2 separate regions of the Mus musculus genome follow, and region 2 is linked to region 1. The links are chromatin loops, found by intact Hi-C in ENCODE. Cell type or tissue: left cerebral cortex. All regions are shown on one strand. Each heading gives the region's core, and the rest is flanking DNA. Links, peaks and the distances in the headings are about the cores only.

The links. Peaks named below come from ENCODE experiments on the same cell type or tissue, not always from the same donor. Only the 100,000 strongest peaks of a DNase experiment are listed, where the experiment ranks them.
Region 2: it touches region 1 in a loop (2.5-fold over the local background); 2 of 42 quality-filtered maps call a loop at or near these places.

What each region holds. Positions count from the first base shown.
Region 1 is chr10:4,681,297-4,686,391 of GRCm38, reverse strand. It overlaps a transcript of Esr1 not described here. Among named protein-coding and RNA genes, the nearest start is that of Esr1, 26 kb to the left of the region's middle. In left cerebral cortex, for the core only: no CTCF peak of the experiment used is centred there; DNase peaks (open chromatin) are centred at 1,724, 2,075 and 2,428.
Region 2 is chr10:5,142,164-5,147,258 of GRCm38, reverse strand. Syne1 (spectrin repeat containing, nuclear envelope 1) reads left to right here. Exons shown (of 146, transcript NM_001347711.1): 104 at 905-1,006; 105 at 3,990-4,109. Among named protein-coding and RNA genes, the nearest start is that of Gm51757, 180 kb to the left of the region's middle. In left cerebral cortex, for the core only: no CTCF peak of the experiment used is centred there; no DNase peak of the experiment used is centred there.

The DNA.
Region 1 (5,095 bases), core at 636-4,635:
TTTCTGATTGTTTCTCTTTCATCCCAAGCATCCAAGACTATTATCTGTTCCTCTGTTGTGTCCTCTGCATAGGTGACAAAGGCTTCTGGCTCCTGTTGTTGGGTCCCTTCTTGCTTTGAACTTCTTGACGCCATTCTCTTAAGTCTCCCCAGTCCTGACCCTTCATACTGGCAATCAAAATGGCCCAGTCACCCTGGCTCCCTTCTGGAATTTAAAGTGTTCTCACACCCACTCATATTTAACTGGCTTCCTGACCACACCACTGCCTATCCAGACCATACAAATCCAGAATATCTTCTGGCCAGACCAGACTTCTCTGGACCTGTCCTTTGGGGAGGTCATCTGAGTCCTGGCATGATCAGACCTTCTGTACCATCTCAGCCTATCATTTTGTTCTCTACCCACTGCTCTAGACAGCAACCTGTAACTTGTTAGTCCCAACGCCCCTCACCACAACTAACCATGCAGTTACATCTCGATAAACCCACCCCAGGTTGAATATATCTGTTCTAATTGGAATTTATAAAGTGTCCTCTATGGAATCATCTTTCGAATGTTCTTCTCCCCAACTGCTGGTCCTGTTTAAGAAGACTCGGGAAATTTTAGAAAGTGGGACCCAGTAGAAGTTGGTCAGTCAAGGTAGGCCTGAGGGGGTTGCTTTCCCCAAGTCTCTCCCCCTTCTTTTCACATCACAACCCTCTGCCATGGGTTCCCACTGCCATGATATTCTACCCAAACTCGCTGCCTTGACCCAGAGTCAAGAGGCAGGATCATCCATCCATTCTGTACACTGGTAGCACAGGAAAAGACCAGTATCCAAACGTGGAAGGAAAGCCTTCTCCCCTATGGAACATGTGTTATTTCTGCCATTGGAAAGCAAAAGCAACATAGGCTGTATGGAAACAGTAAGACAAGCCATCCTCATCTCTTGTGCTGTATGTCCATGTGCTTGCTGCTGCCTGGTGCACATCTCTTCCCTGAGGTAGATCCTTTCTTTCCTATCCACATTTTCTTTTCCCAAGCCCCCTGTCCTTTACCTCTTCTGTTAACTGTAGCTTCTACCCTCTCTGTCAGTTACTGTTGTGAACTGGGACAAGGCCTCACAGAAACTGTAGTGGGGGCCTGATGCTGCTCATACTCTAATGCTAACATTGTTTCCTCAAGACCTGGTTGCGCCAGAGACAATAGAGTCCACAAGTAGACCCAAGTGACACCATGTGACCTTGCCCCCAAGTTATTTCTGATTGGTGAATAAAGGTACCAACTGCCAATAGCTGGGTAGAAAAGACATAGACAGATGTTAGGGTTCCCAGCCCTGGAGAGGGTGGGTAGGTTTGAAGGAGAACCATGAGAGAAAGAGAAGGAGGGGAGGAGAAGAAAGAAGCCGCCATGGGTTAGGTGGGTCATGAAAACGTGACACTAAATGCTGGCCAATTGGAGTTAAGAACAGAGTGAAATAGTAAATAATAATTTGGGGTTATTGATAGGAAAGTAGATTCTAATGGCATAGAGGATAGATATCAGTCGTTGGTAGTTCTGATTAAGGCTTATTGTAAATATAAAGGCTCAATGTGTCTGTGTCTTTTATCCAGGAACTGGATGCTCAAGGCTGGGCAGAAACCCCAGATAGGTATTTGCATTTTCTATAACAAGAAACAGCCTGTGAGAGTATCTTATCTTGGCACCCATTCTTAGGGAATTTCAACTCATGGCAGAGTCATGGTAGAAAATAGTCAATGGCAGTAGTAGAGGCTGCTCATGATGTGGTGGATCAGGATACAGAAAGTAGAATTGGAACTATGGTCAGACTAGAACCCTCAAAGGTACTTCTAATGACCCACTTAAGGCTCTTCTTCCTAAAGTTTCCACGGCAACCCCAAACAGCACCACCAGCTAAAGGAAAGCCATTTAAAACACGAGACTGTGAGGGACACTTAAGATCCAAAGCACAGCCTCCACTGATGGGATTTTTCTGCCTAGACAGTTGTCACTGGTGACTCTATCTGCTCCCACACCTAATCAGCTACTTCTATTAATACACCAGTGGGGATCTAGCAAGATCTGCTTCCTTCAGTTTTACCTGTAAATGTTCCACTGCATAGAGAAGACTTTTCCTAAATATAGACCGTCTGACTCATGTGTGTAAGCAATGTGCTCATCAAAGCCTTCTACAGATACAAGCTGGCAGTACCACTGCACCCGGTATGTGTGCAAAATCAAAGAATCCCTTCTAGTTTCCTTCACCTTCAGCTAGCACAGGAAGACCTCATACAGGCTGACTACCCATCCAAGACGAATGAGTCTCTGGTGATCCAGAAACCCTTACCAGTTCTTGGCATAGGATGCCTTGGCTGGGGACAGGAAACTTCAAACAACATGACTTCAAACAAAATGTCAGTTATTCATTATCACAAAACAAGTACTTGTCCCTCACCTACCACCACCAAATCCATTGTGTTCCGAGACACCATACGTCCCAAATGGCACCGTTTCAAAGCACGTGTTTGGCAGTAAGTCCACAAGGGAAATGAGAGGTATTCTCTACAGCCGGCTGAGTAAATGAAACCGGTTTCCTCCAAATTCATTGCAGCAAATCAAATAGAGCAGGCTGTTTCTGAAGGCTCCCTTCTGCGCGGCGACAAAAATCCTTATACTGTCCCTGTTTGGTCAAAATTTTTCCCAGCTCTACAGGTATCTATCATATATTCACTTCACACAAAACATCACGTGCCAATCCACCCACCGTCTTGCTAAAAACAAACACACAAACAAACAAACAAAATCCTCTTGGCCAGGAATGTGCCAAAATTGTCCTACATATCACTTTTCCAACTGGTACCCCACAGCCTTGTCCATCAGCCAGTAGACAAGACAAGAGGTGACATTTTAAAGATAATTGAGCTCTATCTGAATGGTCTACAAGAATTAGCATTCTCTTCCACCTCTCATAAATAAGTAGGAGAGATGCTTCAGTTTCTACTTGCACAGAGATACGTGGGATGAGGACACAACCCCAGTTCCCTGAATCATTGGCTTGCTTGCCAAGAAGGCTATCCAACTCCACCCGGGGCCCTTCTTTCAACTGGGTCAAGGATAAAGGCTTCCACTTGCCACCACGAGGTTGCCTTCAGATTTACAGTTGTGCACAAACATTCTTCATCACTAGACTTTCTGTTTCTAGGAAAGAATGTGTAAGGCTTGCTCTGAAGTAGTGGGACAAACGAGAGAAGATATTCGCTTCCTACAGCTGTGAGAAAAAGCAGCACAAATGTATTGTCTCACAGTCCCAGAAGCTGCTGTCGCAAGTCAAGGCATTAGGATGACTGGTTCTTTCTGGGGCTGTGATGAAAACCTCTCTTTGTGCCTATCTGTGGATCCTGAGTCTTCGCTGGCAGTCTTTGGTGTACCTTGGCTTGTGGAACCATCACTCTGCCTCCTGCCTTCATCTTCCGGTGACTTGCTTCCGGTGCATGCCAGTGTCGCAAATTTCCCTTTCTCATCGACTTAGGCCAGCTCTTAATCCCTTACTTTATCCCCATTACTTCTGTGAAGATTTCCTCTCTTCCCCCACCCCATGTACAATTTTATTAACATGCTCTTTGATACATAATAATTAGTTACATTGTGACATTTTCAAGCATGTTTTTAATGTGCTTTGTCACATTAACTCTCCACCCGCACCTCCTCTCTTCTCCCTCCAAGTCCTACATTAGCTCATTCTGTCTTCCCAGTTAGAACACTCTCCACCTTCATAGATTGTTTTATTTTCCTTTTTTTTTTTTCTTTTATTTTTTTCTGGCGCCAGTGAGTTCAGTTAGGCTTGCTTACCAGAACATAGATGGAGAGTCCATCACAGGAATATGAACAACTTTCCAGTGGCTATACCACTGAAGAACTCATCCCCCAGTAACATTAACTACCTATAGGTCTTCAGGGAGAAGCAAATTCCTGGGGAGACCTTATCACTACATCAGGCCACATCTGTAATACTGGAAAATTCAGAGCTTTAACCTGTCTTTTTAACTCTTCTTCAGAGAGACATAATTCCACATAGGATGGAAATACCCTAAGATAATGGAGGAAGAAAACAATGTATCAGGGAAGAAATGGAGGCCAGGGGTGGATATAATCAAAGCATGTTATATAGAACTCTCAAAGAACTAATGAAAAATAAAATAGAGTTCACAGACACAGTTGATTAGAGCACAGAGAAAAGACAATGAGGATTGTTTTAGGAGCGGAGGAGAAACAGAATATGCCTGGACAGAAATGAAATGTGTCTATTGACAACCACCCAGGGCTTTTATCCTTGGCACCTCCCTGTTGAACAGCCTTTTAGCATTTACAAATATGTTTGTAAGGTGGAGCATCTGAAAAGAATTTCAAGTTTGATAATTGGTTTGTTAATCCTCATTTTCCCGTGCAACAGAAATCAATTCTGAATTGCCTGCTGGCATGTAGCATCACGGGACAATCATAGTCGCTGTCTCTTCTGTCTTTCTGGACCAAATTGCCCTCAAGTTCCCCCTAAAAATGCCTCCCCGTATAAATCCACCTTAGCCTAAATATTGGTTTTAATTTTTATGATTTTTGATAAGTAGCTGAAGAATCCATCGCTTCTATTTTCTTTCAAATCAAAATCAAGAGTATATGAGTGTATACCCCCTTGCCTTTGGGCATATGCCTATGGACAAACAAGTGAAATCCACTCTTTGTAATATGTTGCAAAAGTCATTATAAAGATTATTAGGAAAAAGAAAAATTCACCTTACTGGTTTGTGGTACATTGGAGAAAATTCAGAGAAGTTCTAGTTGGGGCTCATGCTGGAAGGGCGCCTCCTTCATGACATCTGAGGTGCCATGTCACAGTGCCCAGTACAACTGAGACCCCTCCTGGTACCTCATGCCTCTTGTCCCAAGCATCCCTACCTGCTTCAATTTGGTAAGTCGGTGTTTATAAACGCATGGCTTCCATTGAGCTTGCCTGTTAGACACCCACAGTCCTGTGTTTGCTATTAAGACTGCTATGCAACATTTATTGCTAACAAAACTAACCTGAGGCTTTTGGGCAGGAGGTGGGAAGGCGGAGTTGTTC
Region 2 (5,095 bases), core at 685-4,684, 460 kb before region 1:
TTTAAAAAGCCAAAAAATACATGCTGGAGAGATGGCTCAGCAGTTAAGAGCACATGCTGTTCTTCCAGAGGACTGGGGTTGGTTCCCAACACCCATGCTAAGTTGCTCATTGCTACCTGTTGCTCCAGTTCCAGGGTATCTGATGCCCTCTTCCAGCCTCCCTGGGAACCTTCTTTCACATGCTCATATAATATACATAAATAAAAACGAAATCTTAAAAGTCTTAAAATTAAAAATAAATTTTATTTTAAAAGTTGTTAAAATAATGTATTTGGAAGGACATGCACTGGTTATATACAACACTATATCATGATATGGTTTTATATAAAGGGTGTGAGCCTCTCTGGAATTAGATGTCTTTAGAGGGTCCTGGAAGAAATTCCCACTGTGTTGTACAACACTGAATTCCTGGGACATGTAAACAAATGCCTACTTACCCCAGTGGGAAGTAAAGGATAGAGTAATTTAAGGATGCCACCAAGGTCCAATTTGGTGAATAGTGAGTTTTATTGACATTCTTTTAGAAATATGGAGCAGATGTATTACCAAAGCCCAACCCATCAGTTCTTATTGCTTAAACATGCTTGGGGTAAAGAAGGGGCCTAGTGCACCTGCTCAGTTTCAGGGACTTCCTTCCAGTTGTTTTCTTCTTGTCTTAATGTGTTTCCTTATAAGGAGGAATCTTTCACCTCCTCTTAGAAATTGTTACTGTTTCACCATCCTCTTAACATCTTTATTAACCAGTTTCCCTCTGAGGTTATAACGCTTTAATCTTGGAGGAAACTGCTACATAATATCCAGAGGCAGAGGTGTATCTGTGTATCATCTCCTTGAATCTGTGTGATGTTGTAACCCTTCTACTCCCACATTTCACATGTTGTCTTTCCATGGCTTTCTTCCCCAGAATGACCTGAAGGTGTTGTTTACATCGTTAGCTGACAGCAAATATATCATTCTGCAGAAGCTGGCAAATGTGTTTGAACAGCCCATTGTGGAACAGATGCAGGTATGTACAGGCATGTTCTAGAACCGCAGATACGTAGATCGCTGCTTTACTGTGAGATGCCAATTTTTTTTGACTGATGAATGACATGCTATGGCATTTTTATTCAATGCATATTTTAATTTCTACATGGGGTTTGGATAGAGTGCCCAGTGATACTGACTTGGTCCCTTCTATACATATTTATGGAACGTGAGGTCAGAAGTGACATCAGTGGTAGCTGCTGCTCTGGAGGAATTTGCTACTCCAAAATGACATCAGAAATGACCTCCATGGTGTAGGAAAGAAAGAGGACATTCTCAGACATGGGTTCCCAATTTCACCCTATTTACAGGGGGCTCTTCTGGTATTCACCACTGACCATGCAGACCAGCTGGCCTGTGAGCTTCTGAGGTGTCCTCTTGTGCCTCCCACATCACTGTGAGAGTACTCTGAATATAGAAGCCTGCTGGCTTGTCTGGTTTATGTGGTCCCTAGGGATTTGAATTAGGGTTACCAGTAGATCTCTTTACCCACTGAGCCACCTCCTCAGTCCCTGAAAATGTTCTTATTTAAGTTCTTCCTACTTTTTGTTTGGCTCTTTGTAGAACTCCAGGTCAGAAATAAGTTTCTCTTAGTTTGTAGATGCTTGTTTCCATTGCTGACTTGAGAAATCCAAAACTCCTTCGGATTCCCAAAGGCCCCTAGGGGTTTGGAGTATCACAAACATCTTGGAGGGCCTATTTTTATCTCCTGTACTGAGAACTCAATAGGCTCTTCTGGTTGGATTTCTAGCTATCTTTTCATTTTGAAAAAAAAATTTCAATAATTTATTTAATTCTTTTCATTTCTTCCTTTCATCTGCTTTTCCTTGTGAAACTCCCTTCAGGGAGATACTTCACACCTTGTCCACTACTCTCATTTTTGAAAGAGATCTTTATCTTTCTGTCTCTTTTGGTAATACCCTGTCCTTTTCTTTAAACAAATACATTCTTTTCTGTAATATAACTGGATGTATTCACAGTTTGGTCGTTGGAGAGTTTTTTTTTGTCTTTGTTTTTGTTTTTGACATAATCTGCTTCCCTCTGGTCCCTTTTTTGTTTGCTAGAATCATCTATGTTGGTCATGTTGAATATTCTTGACTTCATAGTCATGTTTTGTTATCTGTTTTATATCTGGGTTGGGATTAAATAGTTGAAATAGGAACCTGAAGTAAGGATGAAACTGACAATTTTGAGGAGATAACTGGTTCATTGGCCCATTTGTTGGACAAGCTCTCTGTTCAAGTTTTAAGCTCCCTCAATTGTTCTTATGAACCCCAACTTTCTCAGCAGTAGAGGAGTGACCACAGCCCTTCCTGAGGCAGAGTAGACTTGGTTGACTTGTGGACAAAGCTTTGTAATTTCTACACCCCATTTCTTTCTTTCCTTTCTCTCTTCCTTTTTTCCTCTCTTGTTGTTTCCTCTTTTATTGCTCTTCCCTCCTCTCCCTTCTACCCTGCATCTCTCCCTCATCCCCCACATCCTCCCTCTCTCTTTTTGTTCTTCCTCTCCCCAAGGGTATTGCTAGTATGTGAGCTGCCTCCAGGATTATAGGCATGGACGACCTACTCCAACTTCTCCCTTTTCAATCCAACACTGAAGCCTACTGCCATATCTGCCATCCCTCAGTCTAGAAAGCCCCCTTCCTTTTTCAGATAATAAATAAACTTTGAGCCTTTCGTCTGCAAAGAAAAGGGCAATGTGGCATGAAGCAGGGTTGGGATTTTATGCTCTCGGCAGTTTTTCACTAGCTTTCTGTCTCTGTCTTCCAACTTACTGAAACTCCCAATGCTCTAAACTTGGTAGTGCAGTTGTTCTATTAGGTTAGAATTCAGCTTACTCAGCACCAGTAAAATTTCATATATTTGTCTGAATTCTAACTTTGAGAATTTGTTGGTCTTGTTGTCTTCCCTGTTTCCTTGCCCCAGCACCAAAAAACAAGCAAACCAAATATTTGCTATTGTTTCAGAGAGATTTCGGGACAGGAAAAGGGGGACATGTGTTTCATCTGCCATCTGGAGTCCAGACTCCTCTCATTGTCAAGGGCGACTGGGTTGTAGTTCTTCCAGAAACCCACTTAGACCAGGGTCTGTTGGTCGGATCCTCCTTCCTCCATTCTCTTGTCAAAGATGAGTTGCATCATGAATTTTAGTACCTAATTATATTGAGATTTGGTTTATTTTCTACTGGCATCCTTACAAGACTGTCAGTTCCTTGAAGTTTAGAGCAAGGTCTCCTCTTCCCAGAGACCTCACCACAAGGCTCAGCCAGTTTAATCCTTGCTAATTGACTTTTCCACTTTAGAGAAAGGAACAACCATTGTTTTTAGACTTATTTATTATTATACATAAGTACACTGTACCTGTCTTCAGATGTAGCAGAAGAGGGCATCAGGCCTCATTACAGGTGGCTATGAGCCACCATGTAGTTGTTGGCATTTGAACTCAGGACCTTCAGAAGAACAGTCAGTGCTCTTACCCGCTGAGCCACCTCACCAGCCCAGAACAACCATTCCTTGACCAGGCTCCCCTCACACTTTGGTGTTGCCACACTGGTGCAGTGTCCAGTGAAGTTCCATTGCATTTCAGGAAGCTCCATGGCCCCCTAGACATCTCGGGAACATACTTTACTCACAGTCTGCTACAGTTTACTACAGGCTGCTTCTAATGTAGGGTGATTTATCTACAAATCCCCTTGTTTAAGGAAGCCATTCCTCTCACAGCTCTCTACCCTAGCTCTGCCCTACCTCCTTGCCTAATAAAGCTAACGTGCAATATAATAGAGGACCTTCTCTTTTTTCCAGTAGTACATGTCGATGTTTTGTGTGTGTGTGTGTGTGTTTAGATTCTTCTTATGTATTTAAAATAATTCTTGAAAATAGAAGTACAAACCCAAAAAGTCCAAAAGCTTCTTTGGAGCAGAATTGTTCTTCAGAGTCTGAACAATATGTTGTGAATCTTACACAGGCCATCCAACAGGCTGAAGAGGGACTCAGGGACCTCGAGGGTGGAATCTCTGAGTTGAAACGGTGGGCTGACAAGTTGCAAGTGGAACAGTCTGCTGTGCAGGAACTCTCCAAGCTCCAGGTACCATCTCCAGCGGCAGCTTGGCCTCTGTGGCCCAGCTTGACTGAAACATCAAGAAAACATTTCCACCATCCTCTTGGAAATTTGTTCAAACAAATGTCACCTCATTTAGGTCTTGACTTTTACTTAGAAGCAACAAAAATTTTCTGAACTTTCAACCATTTTTCATACAATGAAAAATATAGATGCAGCTAGCCTTCATATTTTTTTCTGTCCTTATGGAGATATCGAAACACCATGCTATAGTTCAATGGTAGGATTTATTTATTTACTTCTGCTCTTGAAAATATTACTATCCTTATGATCCCTATCTAGTAAAATTAAAGGTGAGGGGATTTTCATCAGATATTGTAATATATTTCTAGGGATGATTTAACAGAGTAAATACTCAAGGTAAGACTTTTTAGAACATGGGTTTCAAAGTGAGAGTTTATCAGGCATACATGCTGGAATGTAATACAAATGTTCAATTCCAGAATGGCAACAAAACCTATAAAGTTTGGAAATGTGTGCTGACTTTTCCATTACTTTTCAGAGAGGAAAGAAAGGGAGAGAGACAGAGAGAAAGAGAGAGGGGGAGAGAGGAGGGAGGGAGGGAGGGAGGGAGGGAGGGAGGGAGGGAAAGGAAAGGAACTATTTAGCATTAATTTTGACATCCTGGCAAAACTACTACATGGGGTAAAAGGACAGAACTGAGATACCTTCCCAAACCTAAAGTTTAACACATTATAGAAAGCAAGCTGTAATTTTATACTCTGTGCCATTGGGTATCACTGCGCACAGCTGGTTAGTTTTTGTCTCTGGGCATTGCTGCAGAACACTTGGGGATGGCAGTGAGTCAGACACAAAGCCCCAAGTCCTCCTGAGAAAACACAAGGGCTCTTACAAACAAGAAGTCACTTTTGGTACGACCCTCTCAGGCCCTTGGCTAACATTTTGAAATGTCACAGGACAAAACTCCCCCGCCCGCTTGCCCTTCCTTTAGA